2 separate regions of the Mus musculus genome follow, and region 2 is linked to region 1. Evidence: chromatin loops called from intact Hi-C (ENCODE). Cell type or tissue: gastrocnemius. All regions are shown on one strand.

The links. Hi-C counts contacts between places; a loop is a spot of excess contacts. Peaks named below come from ENCODE experiments on the same cell type or tissue, not always from the same donor. Only the 100,000 strongest peaks of a DNase experiment are listed, where the experiment ranks them.
Region 2: a loop joins it to region 1, with 3 times the contacts of the local background. A loop is called at or near these places in 6 of 42 quality-filtered maps.

What each region holds. Positions count from the first base shown.
Region 1 is chr12:79,600,750-79,605,749 of GRCm38, reverse strand. All of the region lies in intron 7 of Rad51b (RAD51 paralog B), which reads right to left. Among named protein-coding and RNA genes, the nearest start is that of Gm36048, 200 kb to the left of the region's middle. In gastrocnemius, a CTCF peak has its summit at 2,470 (motif pointing left); no DNase peak of the experiment used is centred here; H3K27ac peaks cover 1,470 bases.
Region 2 is chr12:79,534,492-79,539,491 of GRCm38, reverse strand. All of the region lies in intron 7 of Rad51b (RAD51 paralog B), which reads right to left. Among named protein-coding and RNA genes, the nearest start is that of Rad51b, 240 kb to the right of the region's middle. In gastrocnemius, a CTCF peak has its summit at 2,834 (motif pointing left); no DNase peak of the experiment used is centred here; H3K4me3 peaks cover 717 bases; H3K27ac peaks cover 3,067 bases.

The DNA.
Region 1 (5,000 bases):
TTTCTTACAAAAAGAGAAAAACCAAAAGGAAAGAGGAAAAACAGGCTGTGTAGCAGTGTGAAGAACACATACATTTTGGGTTTCTTAGGGTACCAGGAGAACATTGAAAATTACAGGGAAAAGGGTCTTGGTAGATAGCTGGGTTTGAAGCCCAGACAGCCTGGGCAGTGTTCATGGCCAATACATCCCTATGAATGTAGCTTCCTCTATATTTAACAGTGCCTAAGAGAAAACAAGCCCAGTTCTTTTTCATTCCCTTCTTGGTTTCTCTTCCCAACATACCCAAACAAAGGATTGAATGACTTTTTCTTTCTCTGATAGTTTAACCTGGAAAAAAAAAATCAAACACTCCTATAATTCCTGAGCAAGACAACCAACGAGGTGAAATTCCATGGGCTAAAGCTTTTGATCTGAAATTATGTGCTAGTTGAGACGGGTGACAAGAGAGCTTGTCAGGGTCATGTGGCCTAGGCTGGCCTTGAACTTATTATGGAGTAGCCAAAGGTCACCTTGAACTTCTGATCCTCTGTGTTCCTCCTGACTATTGAAATTAGAGGCATGAACTACCTCACACAGTGTATGTGGCACTGGGATCCAACCTGGGGGTTCATCCGTATTAGGCAAGCATTCTACCACACGACCTTCTCATCTAGCCCAGCTTTATCTTGACCTCACCCAAAAGAACAGGGTGAAGATGCTACACCCTTAGGCTGTTCTCTGATAAAGAAAACTGAAGACCCAAGTCATCTTTATCATTGTAAGATGGGGCCTCCACTATAATAAGGGGGCCCTAAAAAACACTTCTGCTGACAAAGGCAGATAGGACTACTGAAAAATGCCATTGTCACACTTAGGAAAAAGGCCTTGCTGCTTCCAGATGCCTGGTGGATGCTCTTATGGCCTGTCAGATACAGTAGAACATCTTCATAGACTCAGCACCACCAAGTGTCTATGGCAACCTGAGAAAGAAAATCAAGAAAGAGGAGACCAAATGGTCACAGGAAGAGTGCAAATCCACCATACCTTCCAGGTGCTCTCAAGGGAAGCGACAGAGAAGTTACAGGCACTTTCTTCAAATGAGAATCCTGTTGTATATGGAATGAAGATACAGTTCCTCTGGAGACTGGATTCCACAAGGCCAGGGATGCAGCTCAGTCATCTACGTGGCGGGACCCGCCAGCGCGGTGCATTGCATGTCATGACTACTCAGTAAATGCTTATTGTTTTGTTGTTGGTAACGTGTCAAAGCTCTCCCAGAAGCCTCATCTTCTAACAGTGGTTACAAAATGCTACAACTTCATTACAGCTGAAAAGAACCATAGGCATCGTCATGTCCATTTCCCCCATACCACTCAGGCAGAAACCGGTCAGCTGAGAAACTATGGCTAAGCAGTGTGGCTGGTTTAAAGACTTTTGTCCCCCACCCCTACCTCTACCACCTTTCATACACTTTACTTAAGGACTTGGTTTTTCACTAAATTTTTTTTTTAGCTATTTTGGTGTAATTCAACAGGTAAATAAGAAGATGAAAAGTCTTAAGCTTATAATGAGGGCGCATTAGTCACGGTATTTGGGTCCACATATGTTGCTTATTTTTACATAGCTGTGTAACTTCCTATATACCACACTCTTACCCCCAGATAGTATGAATCCTTGTGTGACCAGGAATCTGAATTTGTAACAAGCATCCATCAGGCTAATGAAATTCACTGCAGGTGCTCCACAGACCACAGCCCAGGGACATATTACATAAAGGTGGCATTGTGTTATTTTGGGTTAAGGGTTGAGATCAGGCCGAGGGTCCGAGGGATGAGTAACTATCACCACAATCTATCAGTAACATTTCTGCAGGACACTTAAATTCTATTCTGTGTAAAAAGACAAATAAAGGTTTTGATTGACCTTGCGATGAAATATCACTTTACAATAATAACTAGGTATGGAATTAACAATAAGAGTTGCTGAGAAGCAGGTGGAGAAACTGGAATCTTCTTACATTGCCGGGGTGGGTGTGAAATGGTGTGGTCATTCTGAAAATCAATTTGGCAGTTGTTCAACATGTCAAAACACAGAGTTAACATACAGATCCAATAATTTCATTCCTAGCTATATTTGCAAGAGAATGAAAACATGTATCTGTGTAAAAACTTACACACAGGTATTCACAGTAGTAATACTTTTTAATAGCTAGGAGTGGGTAGAAATAATTCAAATCCTTAGAAGCACAGATTGGAAGTTTGAAACTAGAGGATGGAATGAGGAAGGGGGGGGGGAGGGAAGACATGGAAGGAAATCACTGCTAACTGCTTTCTTGGGAGGAAAATATTCTAACCTTCAGACTGGAGAGATGGCTCAGCAGTTAAGAGCACTGGCTGTTCTTCCAGAGGTCCTGAGTTCAATTCCCAGCAACTACATGGTGGCTCACAACCATCTGTAATGGGATCTGATGCCCCCTTCTGGTGTGCCTGAAGATAGCAACAATGTATTCATAAACACAAAATAATTTTAAAATATATTTGCAGATCACTGGACCTCATAGCTGTGAGGATGTGATCCTCCATCGGCCATGCATTTTTCCTATGCAGGTATAAAGTGGACTGCTTGAATTCAAGAGGGTCAGAAGTCTATTCTATTCACCCTTCACAACTTAGAGAATCTAACCAGTCAACAGATAGATAGTCACCATAAAATTCTTACACGGAAGGTTCTAGATGTTAGGGTCAGCATGAAATACAAGAAGTTGATTTTTTTTTCTCAAAAGGCAAGGATTGCAACAGGGAAGGAACCAGCTCCAGCAGCCTGCACAAGGTAATTGTGCACACAGCACTAAAGCCAAAGTGTAGACACCCCTGCACACTGTAAGGCCCCTGCTTGTGACGCTTCAAACTGGCTCTGCGCCTTCTGAATTCATTTACTTTTCATTGCTTCAGCAAACAGCAGGAGGAAACAGACTCATGATTTCCCAATGTGCTTATGAGCTTCAATTTAAGGTACAGCTCATTCTTCAGAGTCAGAAGGGACTAGACACTTAAATCCAGGTGTTCTGCCGGCTGGAAGATATTTAAACCCACAAGTTGGCTCCACAGCCAAAATATTGTTTCCAGTAACTCTCTTATGAAGAAATTTCCCAGGACAGGGACTTTTGAGGCTGATCTATTACTAGCCCCATAATGGAAATAGCAGGCGAACACAAGGTGAAGGGGCAGCTGATTTGATGGGGGGAGGGGGGGTCATACAGGTGTCCTTGGATATGGACATTGCTGGGGAATCAATTTGTGTGCTTTCTCAGAGATGTACAGAACAGATTGCTGCAATTAGTTAAGGGGCACAGATGTCTGCAAATCTATATGGCACCAGCAGTTGGGAGTGCAGGTCAATGGGGGAAAGCTAAGCAAAGCATGCGTTTATGTGTTTGAGGGGATGGCCCCCAACGGTTCCCTAAAACAGACTTCAAGATAACAGCCTAGAAAGGGGTCGGTAGCCTACTAGCCTTTGACAGAGACTTTTAAGCCTCTTTACAAAGGCCGTTAGTCATGTGTAGGGAAAGAACAGGATCCAAAGGTATAAAGTAAAAAGTATCCCCATTTGCACTTCCCCAAACTCTCCCACAGCATGAAGGGCCCTTGATAGCAGTCTTACTGATTATAATCTGCGGTCTTAGGTGGCTTTATGCTCTGTTGTCCGATCAAGCTGTCCTGGTTCACGTGTTTTAGGGATTTCATTCTCTTGATCTTGGTATGGTTACCAAGGGGACCTCAATGTCTTCTCTTGAATCTGTGCCATCATTTAAACTGAACGTGTTACCAAGTGATCTCAACACACTCTCTGTGACTGTTTCCTTCAGGATTTTTTTGTTGATGGCATTTAGCTTCACCTAGGCACCGCATCCTTAACCCAGGGATTACCCAAACATCATGGTCTGTTCTCAATTCCCCACTGCAGTCTCCCCTCTGTACTTTCTGAATCCGTGTTGGATCTTGTTCTCCTTTCCCACTGCTGCTACCCCTCAGGGGACACACAGACGCTTTCTGTCTGGCCTCTGCTCCCCTTTAGACCTATTCCACATTATCTTCAGAGTTCTTTTTCTGAAACATAATCCAATAAAGTTGTTGTCTTTCTTTTAAACTACCATGAGCTCTTCTGCAACTCTGAGTATTCTACCCAAGGCCCATCACCATCTCCGTTTAATTTAACCCACTCAGCTCCCCACCATGACTCTACGATTATTTTTCTATTTCCAGCATGCTATGCCATTTCAAACATTTCAGCATTCATACAAACCATTCCCTATGATGGTGCTGTTCCTTCCAACCTTAACACTCGGAAAATTCAGATTTTTCATAAATTCCCAATTCTACTGTCTCCTTTTCTTTGCAGAAATAGTTGTTTCATGCTCTGTGTTTCTCCATGTGTTTTGTTTGCTTAGTTAAAAGGCACTAGCACAGTGTATGTCCTCAGGTCTGAGGTGGCATCTTAGGATTTACAATTTTCTCTCTGATGACTAGTACACTCAGGTGCGTAATAAGCGTCTATGAACTCAATGAATAAGCCCAGAGATTAATGTGTTACAAAAGCAAAGAAGCAGACATTCCAGTATGACTCAATATAATCATAAACTAAAACAATTTATTTTTTAAAATATAAGCTTCATGGTGGGGAATATTAGCCAGACCAAATAATATAATCATTATGTATGGCCTTGGCTAAGATGATCAAAATTGACCTTTCAGTGCTGTAAACTTGTCTCTTGGTAAAAGCACACAGTGCCTGATAAATAATAAACACTGTATATGTGTTTGACATTGTCGGTGTTAGAGGCTTATACATGGGTCCACAGTCCATCTGCATAGATACAAATGGAATCCTAATTCTAAGTTACTAGCCTATAATAACTTACCTTAACATTAAGAAATGAATGCTCGCATACCCAAGTTTGCTAATGCACACAGAAATATTCTGCTTTAAACACATGGAACGAGCCAATGGCCTTTGGCCCCAAA
Region 2 (5,000 bases), 66 kb after region 1:
TTTACCCACTGAAAGCATTTCAACAGTTTTACCGTTATTCACAGAGCTGTGCAATCATTACCACTGTCTACTACAAACAGCTTCATCATGTCTCTAAGAATTACAGGGTTGCAAGTATAGTCAGGAATGGAACCCGTACTTATCATGCAGGAAGAAGCCCTAGGTTTGAGCCCTAAAGCTAGGGAAGGGAGAGAGAGGAGGAAATGGGGAAAGGAGGGAAAACACACGAGAGAGAGAGAGAGAGAGAAAGAGAGAGAGAGAGAGAGAGAGAGAGAGATAGATTATGTGTTCTAGTTATTGCACATAGATCACTTTCCCCCAGTATGAAGCAACCACCAACCCCAGTTTTGCTCGACAGATTTCCTTGACATCATATAAACTTCTGCATTTTGCTTTCAAGGTGCATCCATATTATACCATGTACCCATAATTCATTTCTTTCTTTGTTGAACAACATGACATTGTATGTGTGTGCCATATTTTGTTGATTTATTCATCATTGATGAACATTTAGGTTGTTTCAACATTTTTCAGCATTCTGAATAATGCTATCAACATTTCTGTACAACTTATTCAGGTATCCTAGGGCTATCCAAGAAGTGGATATGTGATTTTATTTTAAACTTTTGTTCTTCCGCACTTTCTATAAGGAACAGATAGTACTATCAGTATTAGGAAAAAATTACTAATAGGGAAAATATCCCTGTGTGCCAGTACTTCCTCTAATTGTCATTCTCTCCCCAGCTCAAGCCAGATACTTTGTAGTTAATTAACTAAAATGTTCTTAATGAGTGTTTGCTCTGAACTGGACCCTATACTAGGCAAATTAGAGGATACAAAAACAAAAAAACAGAACAGGAAACAAGGTCTTTGCTTTCAAACAAGGGATGCTGCTAAAGTCAAGGGGAGGGAGGATGCTTTCAAGGGAAGCCCACCTCACAGACAGAGGAATAAAAGAGCAGAGTAAATTCTAGTTGAATTGGTCCTTTCTAATTCCAATCCCTGGTACTGAAGAGTGAACCATTCTATCGTCCAACATGAAACCAAGTCTTACCTGCCTGTGCTGCATCAAGACATCACTACAGTCCAGTTAAAAAGGATTCTTCCTGTCTCCCAATAAAGAACCAACCAAGGAAGGGAGATTTTAAAGGCTCTTCCATTACAGCTAAGATTCTATAGAACAGTATACTCTCTGATTTTTTTTTGCAAACATACATTTATATACACACATATACAAATAAGATTTGTTTCATTTAACAAGTGTTGGGCTCTAGCACTAGGTGTTATACAGGCTAATGGGGGAGAAAAGCCACCAACAGTTTCCCCCAGCTCTTAACTCTGTGAGCTACAATAACAGCAGGCCTGACAAGTTATGCCCATGAATGGATACTAGAGTGGCATGCATGTTATGGAGGTGACCAACCACATTCTGATTGGATTTAAGGTCCACAGTACAGGAAGGAATGCATCCCTGGTACTGTAATCTGGCCACAGGACTCCTGGTTGGGGAGCATGAACCTCAGGGCTGAACTGACAACTATTACTTTGCCAGATGAGCATCATATCAAATTGCTCCCTACATTTGTTCTCAGTTATCAGCCCTCATCAGAGAAGCTCCTTCATGCAATGGAAAGTGGCCAACACAGAAACTCACAGGTAACGTGAAGAGAATAAACACCAGAGGAGTGCTCAACCACACAGAGACATCATAGCCTCTCCCCGAGACTTGAGACCACCACACAAGAGAGGCAGAAAGACTGCAAGATCTGAGAGGATACAGTGAAATAGTCTCTTCTGGACATGGCCGGACCCGTACTCATGAACTCACAACAGCTATGGTCACAAGACCAGCAGCAGACCAAGCCAATCAACATCCTAGCATGAAGTGGGAGGAGCATGTTGAGCTCCCGACCTCTAATTGAGGAGCTACCCAAGTTTATGGTTTCCGGAAGTAGATATTCAGTTTCTCCTGTGACTCCTGATAGATCAACCATACCCCAGTGGATGACTCCACACACAAGAGTAACTGGGCAGTCCAAATTGGACTTGGTGAGTTATTTTTTTAAAAAGAGGATACATGGGGGAATGGAAGTGTATCGTAGAGGAGTTATGGGAAGGAGTAGAAGTACATTGTGTGCTTGTATACATTTGGTTAAAGAATAAATAAAAGTGTGTTATTTCTTGAAAAGAAAAGATTGGGCTGGTAGGAGGCACAAGCAAGCTGTGGCATTGCTGTAAGATGACCAAGGAGTCCAACAGTTTCTACTGCAAAATACTCCAATCTGTTAAAAATAAATCCACCAATTCAAAATGTACCTGTCTCAACTACATTGTAAGAGTCTCACATGAATGAGTATCACTGTTGCTCCCTAGGCCGCAGCACCGTCAGGGACCTAGCAACATGTATTTAGAGAACTGTGTGTGATACACAGTATCAGACCGAGAGAAGGAGAGATATTTTTTCTTTTCTTTCTTTTTATCTAGCCCACCATTCCTCCTTTCATCTTTTCTGAAACAGTCTCCCTGTTAAAGACTACGGGGTTTTGCAACTGTCAATGGCTGGGAGTTAGCATTTCTAAACATGAAATTCTAATTTAAATGTACTTAAAGGTTCTACAGAATAATATAATAAACACCCCTTTACATAAGACACAAAACATATTCAAATGACACAATTTTAGTAGCCAGTAATAGAAAACAAAGCTTGTGGGGCTAGAGAGATGGCTCAGCGGTTAAGAGCACTAGCTGCTCTTCCAGAGGTCCTGAGTTCAATTCCTAGCAACTATATGGTGGCTCACAACCTTCTGTAATGGGATCTGATGCCCTCTTCTGGTGTGTCTGGAGACAGCCACAGCATACTCATAAACATAAAATAAATTTAAAAAGGGAAAGAAAAGAAAGGTTATAACAGCCCTACCTAAGCAAAGTATAAAATATTTTGGGAGAATGGCTTGAGTTCCAAATAATAACAATAAAAACAAAAATAGCATCAAAATAAAGCCGGATGCATTAGGAAGCTGCAGCCTGTCCCAATAAGACTCTCGCCCGGGCATCCTTCGCCCTTTCCACTGTATCCTTCCCTGAAACTACACTAGCACATGAACCATGTGTTGGAACCATAAAGAAAATGCCCTTGATTTAAAAAGAAAAGAGGCCAGCATTTGTTGCACTCTATGCCTGCTGAGGCTCCAGGGCCAAGAGCTAAATAAACTGCAGTACAGCGATTAGGAAAGCAGCAACAGCTAAAGTAATCCCTCCTAAAAGCTGTAATAGGAGAGTGCCAGGAACAGAATGCTCCAGGAGACAGGAGCCCATGTCCTAGGACCTGGAATAAAGGTAGATTTTAAAGGGCAAGTCTGAAATGTATTTGCTGAACACAGCTCGCCTTGCTAAACCTGGTTTCTGTCATAGCGATTATGCCCTCAATTTCATGAACATCGTGTTTGCTCGGAAAGGAAAAAGAAAGAAAGAAAGAAAGAAAAAAAAAAAAAAAAACCAACAACCCTGTTTTTGTAGTAATTGCACATCAATACCAGAGACCTATTATTTCTATTAAGTTAATTAACCTATTTTTGAAAAGTATACAAAATAGGTCACTTAAGTGGGTGTGACCTTACCCAGTGAACTATGCTTTTAAACTGTCTCCAACTACTAAGATTTATAGACCCCTTTATCAACATCTTGGTTTGAAAAGGCTGGCTGAGTGAAAGGCATGCACACCAGGCTAAGACGGCTTTGGTCTCTATCAATCAGCCCATTATAACTTAATGATATTTAGATGAGGTGATTAGATTTTCAAATTGAATGCTGTTTAATCTACATTCCAGAGTGCTTATGTAATCAGGCCACATTTCTAAGGCTCGGGCAAACAGTCTGAAGGAGAGAAATTTGTATCTGAGATCAATTCAAATACTGTTCCTCCCCGTCTGAGAAAGGAGAAAAGTGCTTAGCCCTGGGAGTGTTTGCAAGGGGTGGGAGCCACAAAAAACAAAACAAAACAAAACAAAACAAAAGAACAAAAACAAAAACAAAAACCCCAAAAAACAAACTTCTAAATCATTATTCATATCGTCATTGAAAGCACAGCCAGCTTCTGCACCGCTGAGCGGCATGCTGGGTAGTAAACAAAAGTTCTGCCTCCTATTTTGTTCCCTATTAGATGGAATAAAATCCCAATAGAGAAGAGTTTCTATTAAATGTAAGAAAGTTGCAGGTAGAAAGTGGTCAAGGGTCTCTGCTTCTGTACCACAATGGCTGGCCCATGTTAGTGATGACATTTGTGCTCTAAATAACATCTAGTGACTAAAATCACAGCCCGCACTTGAGAGCTCTCACATTCTTAGGAAACCAGCTCATTTGAGGGTGTGTACAAATTAACAGGCAAACCAAGCTTCAGAGACTAGTCTTAGAATCTGTAAGCTTGCATTATATACACATGACATCTCCTTTCTTTCAAGACTTCAACTGCAAAACACTGCACAATGTCAAAGTCATAGCACCTCAGATCTCCTCACCCTTTAAGGCCCATTGGTGACCCAGGCACTTAGAGTCTGTCAAGCAACTTTTAGTGGAGGAGTATGTGTGCCTTGGCACTTTAACACCTCTGGGGGTGGGGAACTCAAGGCTTGTTTTGTCTTTGAAGTTCCAGGTCCTGTTTCTAGCTTTCCTTTTCCTTCAACACTGACTCTGGTTTGCTTCACTCTAAGGGAACCTGGCTACTTGTAATTTCCTCTTTATCTTGTTATCCTTCTTTTTCTCACCAGCTTTCTATCTTTGTATAATTCCTTTTGCAGAAAGACTTTCTCATCTCCTTAGGTTCAAGTCCTATGTACACCTCACAAGTGTGGTTGTGTTGTCCCACATAATCTTAACTATTTGGCTTCTGGAAAAATGGATATAAAGAAGTTGTAAACTCAAAGACAGCAGATAGAGCAGAAGTTTGGGCTCAGAAAGGGACCGAATCTGAACGGAACAGAACGACAGCCAAAGTGAACCTTATA